Linked DNA regions of Mus musculus: region 1 is linked to region 2. Evidence: chromatin contacts called from ENCODE Hi-C or POLR2A ChIA-PET data. All regions are on one chromosome and are shown on one strand. The core of a region is the stretch at or near the end of the contact, and the rest is flanking DNA. Distances in the headings are between cores, read along the strand shown. Region 1 holds the start of Veph1 (ventricular zone expressed PH domain-containing 1). Region 2 holds the start of Rsrc1 (arginine/serine-rich coiled-coil 1).

Region 1 (6,615 bases), core at 2,903-5,402, 690 kb before region 2:
GCCGGTCTGGTTGGTAGGCCAGCTGGAGCCGGTGATGGGATGACCGGGGCCCCCAGCGGGAGCAGGAAACTTAGTGAGACACAGGAGTTCAAAACAGAGAGCCTTGTGTAGGTAGAGTCACAGCCTGGAAGAAATGACCCTCTCGCCCTGCCTCTAGATGAATGGCAGTGAAAGTTTGAGGATACCAAGAGTTACAAGTGGAGGGAACAAACTGGTTCTACCAAACCACACAACTTTGCACTCCATTTGCTAGAATTTGGGAGGTTCTGCCTGACCCATCTACATCAGTGGCTTCCTAATGACGACACCCTTTAATACAGTTCCTCATGTTGTGATCCCAAACATAAAACGGAAGCTACTTCCTACCTGTAATTTTGCTACTGTTATGAATTGTAATGTATTGCTTCTGTGAAATAGTCATTTGACCACCAAGGGGTCTCCTCCCACAGGTTGAGAACTGCTGATCTACATCGATCAAATATTATGGATCAAATATTTTTAAGTATTGTTGCAGAGTCAGAAGAATGTTTATCATACTTTATCTACTGACACCCAAAAGTGTGTGTGTGTGTGTGTGTGTGTGTGTGTGTGTGTGTGTGTGTCATTCTAAGCCCCCCCTTTTAAATGGGGTCTTACTATGTAGCCTTGGCTGACCTAGACCTGACTTCTCATGTAGGTAGATGAGCTTGGCTTTGAACTCACAGAGATTTGTCTGTCTCTGCCTCGTGAGTGCTGGGACTAAATGTGTGTGTGTGTACCCTTCACCCAGCCTCTGAATTGTTTAAACATTGTAAAAAAATATGTTTTTTATTTTTATTTTTAAAGAATTTTATTCTTTTAAATCCACAATTTGCTCCTATGGTAGGTCTCTTGGCCATCAGACCCTCCTCCTTTAGTCAGATTATGAAGGCACCTCTCCTGTAGGTAAATCTACTTTCAGGATAACAAAATATAGACAATGTCTTCCTGGGAAGGCTCCCCACAAAGGAGGGTCAGGAGATACAGACAATGCTCTGAGAGAATAGTGCCACAACTCTGCCCAGACACTTGGCATTCAATCATACTTCTTCCTGTCCACACAGGCAGAGCTGTATACACCAAGAGTTCTGTGACAGAGTGGAGGTGCCTGTCATTGCCCACAAAGTATGGTTTTTCTTCGTAATTTTCCTGCTTACAAGATGACCACTCAAGTCTCCCTCTTCAATGGACTAGAAGAGAGAGTTCTTTAGACTTTAGTCTTCTGATTGCTGGTTTTGAAATCCTTAAATTTTGTCTAGTGTTCTTAAATCTTTCAAGCTTGTAGCATTTGGAACTTGACATTTCATAGACACCAGCCAGAGGATCAAGCATTAAGACCACCTGAAGAAACCTGCTCTGCAGTCTTGGCTACGCCATGCTGTAGTGAAGACTTGGGCAGTGAATTTGCCTCTCCCAGGCTGTATAAAGCATGAGTGACATCAGTTCTGTCCTTTGGAGCGTTCTACTGTTTCTCTGTACTGGAGATAAAACCTAAGGCCTCATGCACCTTAGGCCAGCACTCTACCGTTGAGCTACATCCTCAGCCTTGGCTTTACTTTTTATTTTGGGACAGTCAGTATCTCACTAAATCGCCCAGCTTGGCTTTGAGCTCACTCTGTAGCCAGTCTGGTCTTGAACTCACAATCCTCTTACCTTAGCACCTGAGTAGGTAGATTAAAACTCCTGCGACTTCCCCAACCCCCGCCACCAACCCCAGAGCCTGAGCATTTTATTCTTATAGAAAATTTCCCATCAGCATATTATTACATCATAGCTTTTAAAAGTCAAAATTCCATGGTACGGTTAACTAAACTCAGTTATTGGTATGAAGGCACATAGGGTTGCTTGTTTGTTTCATTTTCTGTTGCTGTCATTTCTGTATTTTAGTTGTACTTTTCATTAATCGTAAGTCTGGGTAAACTTCATGTGTATCATACACATTTCACTAACTTAACTATGTTCTTGTAGATTTGGGGACAACTCTTATTTCTTGGAGAAGACGCTTTACTGTGGTGTTTCTTACCTCTGCCATGGCCTAATGATGACTGAGTTTGTTTCCAGATCAGAAACAGACTAGGGTGCAATGTATCTTACACTTTTCATGGCTGGGTAATCCAAATCCCTGTGTTTTCCATATTAGTGTAATATTTACTCAGCTGTTTACCGGGCTGAAGGGAATGCCCTTCCAGGGAGCCAGAACTTTTCTAGCTGACCTATACTCATTGTTCACTTATAAATACATTAATAATTTACTCCATCATGGGTCTGTAGATGCTGCTGCATGGGAGTGAACACAGGGCTCAGTCCCTCTAAGGTTGGAAAAGTGCCCTCAGAACACAGACAGGTCTCTAGGGGAAGATTTTGATCGTTAGCTCAGGAAGCCAATTTGTTCTGAGGTGTTCAAGCCTCCGCCTTACAACTCAGGTGAGAATAGGTCTGACTGATTCCCTGCTTCCGGAGATTCTGGGATAGCAAGGGTTATACTTTGAGCAACATGACTGCATCAAAACATTTTCATTTAATTTACCTGAGATAAAAATGCCTATTGACTAACTCAGGTCCATTCGGATGCTATGAGACGTTGAATAAATTTCCGAGATAGATTTTTTTTTCACTTGAAAGAAAGGATTAAAGATTCTATTGAAGAAACATCTTTTTCACACAGTGTGAAAAGACCACAGGCGTTCCCATGGGAATCACCCGAATCTGTTTCGGCCCTTCCCACAGATGGCCATTGTTCCCGGCAGCTCTGCGACCCTCTTCTGTGGCATGATGCTACATTTTACTTGTACCAAAAGCCACCACCGCTAGATTATTCTAAACAGTTCTAAGATACTCAAACCTGAGGGGCTTTGTCAGAATCCAGACAGTTCAAATTTGTAGCATGCATATTGTAAGAACATATAAAATAGCAATTTTACCATCTATTTATCAAAAGCTCAACATGTGTAATTTTAAATACAAATTGCGAGTTTTGAAAACAAATGGAGAAGTGTTTCCCTTCGTGGACTATGAGGGGAAACTTATCAAATCTAACAAACTTTCTAAAGCACAGCCTTTCCGGATGAATTCATAAGTATGTCCATTTTCATCTGGAACTTTTGACTTAGCAGATCATATTTTCCTCTAGAGAAACATATATCTTGGTTGTTTTTTAAATCCATATTCAAATTCTATTGGGCTTGTTTTCCCAGGAAACAAGCCCAAATTCTCAAACCATGAGGATACCCAGTGCTGAGTGTATGACTTTGTCATTTAAATTTCCAATATTACTCTGCCGTATGAAGAATTCAAATCATTTCCCAGGTTTAATAAAGTTTAAATTTAAAAAAAAAGGATGCCATTGAACCCAACTGTTGATCATTAAACCAATTTGAATGTGCATTTGAAAGACCAAAGAAGTAGCTATATTAGATCATGATTTGTAATATGCACACAGCAGCAGTGGTGAACCGCACCGATGAGTGTCCAGCCTCCGACTGGAATGGGCCTACTTAGCTTTCTGCAAAAAAACAATAGCAGGGACTGTTCCCCTGCTCATTGCAAAAGGCTTCTCATGGTGAATGCATATGTGGAAAGAAGACCGCAGTTATGGAGTAAAACAATATGTACACAGTAAGTGTCCAGCACAGCTATCTGGTCCTAGGGGCCTAGGGACATGTCTTAACCACCCACAGAGAATTAGATATTCTTAGCTTAAAAACTGAAATGTACACACACAAACAGTCACGCACACAGCTTCTAGGTGCACTTTATCTGCATAATCAGCCAGCCCTTGGAAGTTTCTCTGCTCAACTTTCCCAGCCCTCCTCTGTTCTTGCCTGCCTGCAGTTTCTGGCCCTCACTTTGATTAACTTTTGTTCCTGCTGAACAAAGGGACAGGAAAGAAGACAGCCATACCTCCTAGCACGGGACACTGGCAGGTGCAGGCAACAGAAGGCAAATGCTTGATCCCTTGGAACACTTCAGCTGGGACCCAGGACCACGCTCAGAGGCAGCCCTGCAGCGCCTGCCTGTCCTGCCGGTGGCTGCTGGCACGTCCCTGTGAGCTTGTCATGCAGCGCTGCGCCTGAGTCCCTCCTGTGGACTCACCGTGTGGTATCAGGCGAATGAGTAACTTTCTTCCCTTTTCCAGACTTCTGTTTTAGATCTAACAATTGGCACCGGGTCCCTGACTTCCTCTGTAGACTTACAGCAGTTTCTCGGAGGCCAATTTGTAGTGTAAAAGAATTGGATTTGCTACCAACCAGTAATTTAGGTTCCGTTAATGAATAACCCACTTTAAAGAATCAAGGAAGTTTTAGGTTAATATCAGATTTTGGGGCATTTAGGCAGGCATGTGTGAAAGAGGTGGGGGTCATGGAATGAGACGGTATTTAAGTCAAACGTGATAGAAGAAAAATACCATGTAGCAAGTGCCCGAAGGAGCAGCTTTCTAACTACTCTATCAGTATTGCTAGTGAGACACTGAAAGACTGTCTGGAACATCCCAAGAAACCCTAGGAATGTTTTTTAATCCAGCAGGGTTTCTTCTTGAGTCCATTGAAATTGCTCATTTTCTTTACCTTCCAAATATGGAACTGTCTCTCAGATCTAATGGATAGGGGATTTCTTACAACCCACCCCATGTTTCCACAGATCTCTGACTTTTAAGGAGAACGCAATACCTCTAATGCATAAATTAATTGGTGGTACCCAGTGGACCGATACATCAGGAGGCTCTTTTCTCCCCTAACAGGTATGAAATAGGCTTGCTTCCTTTATTGATCAGAGGTTTTTGCTTGCATAGAATACTCCTGAGACTTTCTAGGGCTTTTAGCCAAATTGGGTGAGCGCATTGGGGTAAAGCAGAGGGAGAAAACAAGGTATAAGGTACACAACCAAATATATTGTATGTCTTTGTCACTGGCAATTATTACAAAAGCCATATTCAGATAGTGTGGATTATTTTTTCCTGTTTGCCACCAAGCATCCCATTATTCTAGTCAAAATTGCCCTCAATCTCCCCTTGGGAATCCACATTCTTTGGATAGAGTTGATGCGTACACACAAGATGAGCCCTAATTGCTCCTAGCTAACCAGAGAATCATAGTGAGTGATTTAGGGAAGACATATGGACCCTTCCAAATCAATCAAACAACAAAGGTAAATGTTTGATCTCAGTGGGAATAATCTTTGTTGCCTATTTTGACGCCTGAAGATATCAAGTCATATTGCTCTTGCCGTATTGCCACTAAAAAACCCCAGTGAGTTCATTTGAGTCCTTAAGCCAGCTTCTCCTAAAGATACATCTTCCATGTGTGCCAACACGTTTCATAATGGGAGTGATTTTGGCTTGGCTTTTCTGCTGCTTCCGGGGTGTGTGTGTGTGTGTGTGTGTGTGTGTGTGTGTGTGTCTGTGTCTGTGTGTGTGTCTGTGTGTGTGTATAGGGGATAATCTGCCCAACAGAACTGTCCTGATCTAGGTGTGTAGCTAGACTCTCTCACAAGCAAACCTTAAGCATTAGTGGGTGCATAGAGTCACCAGGACACATTTGTGACAAATGTCCCCATTGAGTGACAGCCGTGGCCCTCCACTGACTGCACTGGAGAGGAAGGGCTTGAAAATGAATGCAGTCCTTCAGTGCACCTTACATCTGGCTTCTCAACTTGTTCACTTCTCTCGTACTTCCATTGGACACCCACCCCACCCCCCGCAGACCTGGATGGCAGTGCTTGGTATGAAACCCAAAGAGATCTGATCACAAGAGCCTTCGGTGCATGCAAGTTTCATTAATTTGTTTGGTCTTACAGAGTTTTTTATGACCCTACTTTTCCCTCTATTCTTGTACAACATGAAACAAACAAATGGAAACATTATCTCTGAACCATTAGGTGAGAAGAAGATGCTTCCATTATAAAAGAGAGGGAGTAAACGCTAAGGTAACCTTAAATGGATGAAGTACAGAGAGGCACTAAATGCTCCTCAGTGACTAGTGTCTATGAGTAACTTTTGGAGGTAGAGAGAGTGTCTCACTGTGAAGTCCAAGCTGGCCTAGAGCTCTATATAGTTTAGCTTGGCGTTGAACTCATAGAGATCCTCTGGCCTCTACGTAACAAGTCCTAGAATTGCAGGCATACACCACCGTGCCTGTCTGAATAGGATTGTTTTTTGTTTATTGGCTTTTACATTTTGTCAAGTGAACTACTTGTGTGTTAAGTCTCTCAGCTCAGCATAGAGTCCATTGTAGCCACAGAAATGCAAAAATATTCAGAGACTCCTTTTTTTTTTTTTTTTTTTTTTTTTTTTTTTTTTTTTTACTCAGCACAATGGCAGGGGGATCAAACTGTGGCAGTCACACTTCTTAAGAACTGTCAGGAGTAAGGCTGTGTAGATGAGGTTTACTTAGTTTCACTATAATAAAGGTTATTTTCATTAATATATGATGGTGAATGCAATGCCATTTACCACCCAACCCAAGAAGACTCATTATTCGTTCCATTAAGTAGTTTTCCTCTGTGTAAAAAGCCTAGGCGTTCTACTTACCTGGCAATTAGATGGGGAAGGAGAGGACCATATTATATTCTCCTCTGTCCTTGTCCCAACAGTGTCAATGG
Region 2 (6,187 bases), core at 2,938-5,437:
CCTCCCGGTACGTGATGGCCTCCTTCTTCTCCTTCACTTTCTGGTCAAAAGACTTGGAGACGAACGCCGTAAGTTCTTCCATCGCGGCCGCTGCCGCCGCCGGTCAACCTCGCGCTCAAGCTCTCCCTGCCGAGCCCCGCTCTTTTTTTCCTCCTTCTTTTTTTACTGCTCCAGCCCCCCCAATAATAACACATCAATGGGGCAGGGGGATGGGGGAGGAGAGGGAGGAGGAGGAAGAAGAAAAAGAGGAGAAGAAAGAAGAGGAGAAGTAGAAGGAGAAAAAGAAGTAAGAGGAGGAGGAGGACGAGGAGGAGGAGGAGGAAGGAGGGGGTAAAGGGGGAGAGGGGGGAGGAGGGAAGGGGCGGGGGCCGCCAGAGGGAAATGGGAACTGATGCTTCCCTGCCGGAGTGCGCGTGTTCAATGTTAAGATCTTTGACAATTCTTCCTGCGGAGAGTTCAGATCTGATAGCGACGCAGCTCTTGAAGTCTCACTATTTATACTTCCTAAAGGCGGGCCTCTTGTTCTGAGTAAATTACCTCCCCTCGCAACTCCTAGTGAACCCCTTCGCGGGTAGCAGGAGCGCCACTACCTGGGGTGGGGAGGAGAGGGAGTGGGGACGAGAGAGAGAGAGAGAGAGAGAGAGAGAGAGAGAGAGAGAGAGAGAGAGAGAGAGAGAGAGAGAGAGAATATGAATATGAATATTGAGGATGGAGGATCCAGGCTGGAGTCCACCGGGCTGGAGAGGGAGGGCAAGCAGGGGACCAGAGGGGGCGGGGAGAGGAGGCAGGTCCTCAGCGGTCGGGTTTTCTGATAGCCTCGGCCGCTGGTGCTCTTGGCCATTAATCCAGGATTGACAAGAATCCCTAATTAATTTAATTAAGCGTGGATTTTGCGTTGGTGTCACGACTTAGTAAAACACTGGGGAACTGGATAGACTTCTCGGAGGCGGGGCCAAGAGGAAACTGACAAGTGCATTGCAATCAGAGTCAGTGGGTATCCTCAGAGAGTACCCGACCCTACAGCCTCGCTCTGGGTGGGCATCCCAACTGCTCGACCCTACAATGATGACCCCTGGTCTCTGGCCCAGTATCGGGCTCTCTATGGTTAATAGGCCTAGCAACCATTCCAGTATTCCGTTCCTGCACCCTTTCTTGCTCCAAGCCGCTGCAGCTGCACAGCGGTGCATCCGGTCTTCACGCGCCTGCTGCGAATGGGGCTTCATTGCAGCACCTCGGAAGGCTTCACCTCCTTTTAGGATCTTCCGAACGCGCAGCCAGCCTCACTGAGTACTGGTCCCTGTAATTCACTCTACTACTTTGGAGTCAAAGCTGACTCCCATAAAGACACATCCCGCTAGAAGGGGTTGGTCGATTTAACTTGTTTCCTGAGCAGCTGTTCTCTGCCAGATTCGGTCTTAAGGTATTTTCTTACAGCCCGGTCAGGCGCAGTTCCATTTCGATTTTCTCTATGAGGTCTAAGGGTTCTTACTCCTTTTCCTAACAACTCCCTGCACCCTGCCCTTAATTATTTAGCATCTTGGGGGGCATTCTAGTTCGATTTCCTAATTCTGAAAAACAAAAGATGACTACTTTTTGAGTTCTGCGGAAAAAATTACCGATGTTGCTTGTCGCTCGACTAATTTTTGTTTACCGTGGACTGTGAAAAAAAGACTCACTCTTTGGAGGGGGGAAAACAACTCTCTTTCTGATTTATAACTTAAAAACTGTATATTTGACAATTATTTTATAAAAACTCTTAATTATATGGGGGGGGGGGACATGACTGTCTCCTCTAAGCCACGGCTTGCTGTGTGATTTGTAGCTATGCAAATACTTATTTGCTCACACAAAAGAATGTTTACATATGAAATGTTACATTTACTTGAATATGTAAACAAATATACCTCTTTAAGTGGCAGTTTGGGGGGGCATTTTCAGTATACTGAATATTAATGAGTTTTGTTTGATGTTAAAAGATAATGTTTTCGTTCTCTTGGATCCAGTACTCAGTAAAAATGAAAGCAGTTACAGGCCATTAATATGTATATCTTCTACTTATTGATTAGAACAACAAAACACACTTAGCCAATAATTTCAGAAGTTCTACCCAAACAACCTAAAACATTGGTAAAGAGAACACAGAATTGTGGTACATAATGTATTCTCAGTCGAGAATTTAAGTGTAATTTAAGACGTTCCATAACTTCTTGTAATACTAACTACATTGCACATTTAAAGGACATGAAAATAAAGCTTATTAGAAATGTTGCTTTACTTTTTCTTTGACATTATCCTTCCTTCTAGAAACATTTCCCACCCTGCTTTTAGGACAAAGGCATACCTTTACATGGTTAACAGCGATTGCATTAAACATTTAGGTATTATTGAAGTACATGAACTCTTGCTTTTATTATTTCACAAGACTCAAAACCTTACTGCTTCCTAACTTCTATGAATTTAGGAGCAATGTCACATTGAGCATCGGTCTGCTATCTGTAACACTGTAATTCCGGAGAATAATCACAGAATTTTACTCTTTTGTGAAACTGTTTAAAAAAGATCATTTAGTAATGGGATCCACTAAGTTGACATGGTGTTTCAGTAGCTTTCAACCTCTATGACGAAATACATATTCGTAAACACCTCCCAAATAGCCCCTGCTAGAAGCCTGGTAAGAGATCAGGAGACCCCCAGACGCTTCTTCATCCTTTTAACCACAGGACTTAAATACAAACGCTTATGCCATCTTCTGTACTAGAAGGATGACCACTTTAAAGGTAACCAGAGAAAGATCAGGCATGACTATCCTGTAATTTGAACCAATAGATTTCTCTATTATTTCATCTTCTTGACTCATTCTAACTATAGGGGTGGTAGATGAAGCAATGATAAATCTCCAGTGTCTGACTCCCATTTGTGTAAAGGAAGTTTAATTTAAAATTTTTATTAGCATATAATTGTATGGTTTTCTTTATGAACTTTTCACATATGGAAACATACACCTCTTCTGTTAGCCTCTTATATCCCCCCCCCCATTCCCTTCCTCGCCATCCCCAATAGTCCCTCTTTTAGGAAGTTTCAGTTTTAAGAAATTAAAAGTTTGGAAATTGTATTAATAAAAGCTATGAAGTATGATGTTTCACCAAACAGCAAATATTTTCCTGAGAAAAGACATTTCAAAGCCTTTATTTTATTTTATTTTATTTTATTTTACTTTGTCAAAGTTTTGAAAGGAACATTGACTTTAAAACTCAGGAGACAGCCTATGGACAGATACAAAAATAATCAGGACCCCCCCCCCCCAAGAGTTCCCCCAGTTTTTGAATTATTTAAAACAAACATGTAGTGTTGTGGTTTTGTTTTAAAAGAGTCCCTCAAAACTGGCTAGTTAAGGTCCAGTTACTTTCCAGGAATAAACCTATACTGGAAGTGAGTTCCATCTCAAATCTCTGTGGAAATCTGAACCTTAGTATCTAGCTAACAGTAGGCCTGAATCCAAGTTAATATTTTATATATCTCCTCATTTTTGTTTCCTTATACTAAATCATGAAAGAAAAGTCATACAAGGAAAATATTGTATATTACAGAAAATGCCACGTTTCTTTAATTTCGGTAATAGAAGCTTCTTTCTTTCTTTCTTTCTTTCTTTCTTTCTTTCTTATAAATCTACCCATTTACTTTCTCTTCTAGAGGAACCTTCTCCTATCGGGCAGATTTCTTCCTCCTATCTAACAGTTTCTTTAATAGGAGAAACTAATTGCTTCCAATCCGTGAATGCCTTCACCTTCATGGCAGGAAAAAAAAAAAAAACCCACCGATTTTAATGTATTTTTTTGCAAATAAATCATTACAGTTTAATCACACACGACTCTATGCAGACACACTCCCATGATTTATTATTGTTGGGCGAATTTCCACCTCGCTCAACAGGAACTAACCAATTTTGCTCTACGCGGATGTCTTAAACATAACTTCTTACGATGTAGATGTTTGCTGATTATCTGTGACGATAACGGCGAATACTAAGGCAGTAACATCCCATAGTACCACCTTTATTGCTTTTGGAGAATAAGAAAATCCAATTATGCAAACACGCAAAACAAACATTAAACAAAAAATTGGCGGCATGACAATCCACTCGCTCGGCATTCCTAATGGTCCAGCAGCCTGCATCGACGCACTCGACAGCTCGGCTGAAGCTGCCTGGTGCTGGAACCAGGAAGGCGCTGAGCTTAAATTGAAGCAAGTTCTGAGGACGCCGGTGGCGCCGTGGTTAGAAGAGGGGGTTCCAGGTCCCCACGTCGGGAGGTGCGAACCCGAAGGTCGAGCCAGGTGATGCCGGCGTCCAGAGCTTGGGGGCGGCGCCCGCGAAGGAGGCGTAGCGAGGCCCAGCTCTGCGGGAGGCGGCGTGGGGCCTGGCGCAGTCTGTGGCCAGGAGCTCGCCGAGGGTTGGGCCTGGGCCCGCGGCGTGCGGTTTGTAGCCGTGCGCATGCGCCCCGCACCTTGCAGGGTCCCAGCCTGCTGGCTCTGGGCGAGGGGGTCGCCGGAGTGGTCGCGGGTGGCGAGCGGCCGCAGGCCCCAGGCTTGGCCTACAGTGTGGAGTTGATGTGGAGAGGTAGCCCCCAGTCCGCGGGTCCCGCGGGTCCTCGATCGCCGTTCCTCGGATTCCCAGTTGTCCTTCCTTTTTAGCCAGGTTCACTCTCACCTCCTCCAGGTAGTCGGAGCGAGGGGGAGGCTGTGGCTAAGTGTGCACGGAATCCCCACCCCTTCTCCTGTCTATCGGATGCTTGTTGGCTGGAGAGAGAATACATGGTTAGACAGACCCTTCCTGTCTTGACATATACACACATCACTTTAAACAGTCTGTGAATTTACCTTCTAGACTTTTGGTCATGTGACCAGATAGTTAACTCCTGAACTCATTCACCTTTCTCAGGAGTTACAATGGATGTTGTCTGCCCTCGATTTTAGGTTATTATTAATGTAATTTCTGAGTTGTATTTAAAATGTTTATTGAGGGGGGGGGGAAAGCTCTAGATTTGCCAGCAGCCCAGTTTTGTCCCTACTAAGTACTAGGTTGTTAAATAAATTCACACATCATGTGCTGGCATATGAAGGTATTCGAGTTGTCATCTTTGAACTTAGATGTAAAAGCTCCCAGTGAAGTAGCTACGTAGAGTTTTCAGGTTTTAAGGAGTGGAGCAGATGTGACAGGTACAACCATGTGGGGAAAGCAGCTCTCCTTTGAGAGCTTCTCCAGTCTTAGAGTTTATGAATATTCACTTTCTTTGCAGACAAAGGAGATTTCTTGCTAAGTGGTAGCACTTTATGACTGTATGTTCAATAAGAAGGCTAAAAATGTCTGAAGCTGAAAAAGACAAAGGCAGCTGGCACTTGTCTGTTAATTGGCCTCGATGACCCAGTCTCTACATATTCAGCGTGGAGAGTTGTGATGTGAATTGGTTGTCATAGGGTTGTTGTAGTGCATTTACAGATAACTTTCTTCTGGTTTCACTCCCAGAATATGGGAAGGAAGTCCTGTGATTTGTTAGTTTAAAAAGAGACACTAAATAATCTACAGAACGTTGTTGCAACAGTAGTTTTTTTTCTAATTGAAAATAATGTTATTTGTATACGATACATTCTGTTTTTTGTTCTTTGTTTTTCCAGACAGGGTTTCTCTGTATAGCCCTGGCTGTCCTGGACTCACTCTGTAGACCAGGCTGGCCTCGAACTCAGAAATCCTCCTGCCTCTGCCTCCCGAGTGCTGGGATCAAAGGCGTGTGCCACCACGCCCGGCTGTATACAATATATTCTGATGATGGTTTTCCCTCATCTCCCAAACTAACAAATAAAGAAAAAGGAAACTAAGAAAGCATGAGAAATGTGTACACACACACAAACCATAATATACAAGCAAAAGATCGGTATGGTTTACAAAAATGACCAAACAAAGCAATATGAGAAAAAAAAAAAAAAGTTTCCAAAAAGATCTCTGTGTTTGTTTTATGTTGGCCATCTACTGCAGGAGATGGAGCCTGCCCTTAAGTGTGGTTTGTGTACCCTTGGGAACTAATTGTTCCTTTTCCAGCAATTGTTGATTGGAGATGACTTCTTGTTGGGGATGGGAGCGCTTCTGGAGCACTCCAACCTCGATGCTGGTATCCTTTCTGGTTTGGACCTGTGT

Evidence for each region. A loop is a pair of places that touch in the nucleus more often than their neighbours do. ChIA-PET counts read pairs that join two places held with the same protein, here RNA polymerase II (POLR2A).
Region 1: a loop to region 2 is called in a map of Patski, with 2.1 times the contacts of the local background. The contact joins the promoter of Veph1 here to the promoter of Rsrc1 in region 2. A Hi-C loop is called at or near these places in 1 of 37 maps with a recorded cell type or tissue (Patski). POLR2A ChIA-PET finds 5 or more read pairs at or near these places in 1 of 5 experiments (Patski).

Annotation. Positions count from the first base shown.
Region 1 is chr3:66,292,685-66,299,299 of GRCm38, forward strand. It overlaps Veph1 (ventricular zone expressed PH domain-containing 1), which reads right to left and starts at 4,153. Exons shown (of 14, transcript NM_145820.3): 1 at 3,919-4,153.
Region 2 is chr3:66,981,475-66,987,661 of GRCm38, forward strand. Rsrc1 (arginine/serine-rich coiled-coil 1) reads left to right here and starts at 4,188. Exons shown (of 10, transcript NM_025822.4): 1 at 4,188-4,332. Shox2 (short stature homeobox 2) reads right to left here and starts at 297. Exons shown (of 5, transcript NM_001302357.1): 1 at 1-297. The coding sequence starts at 82.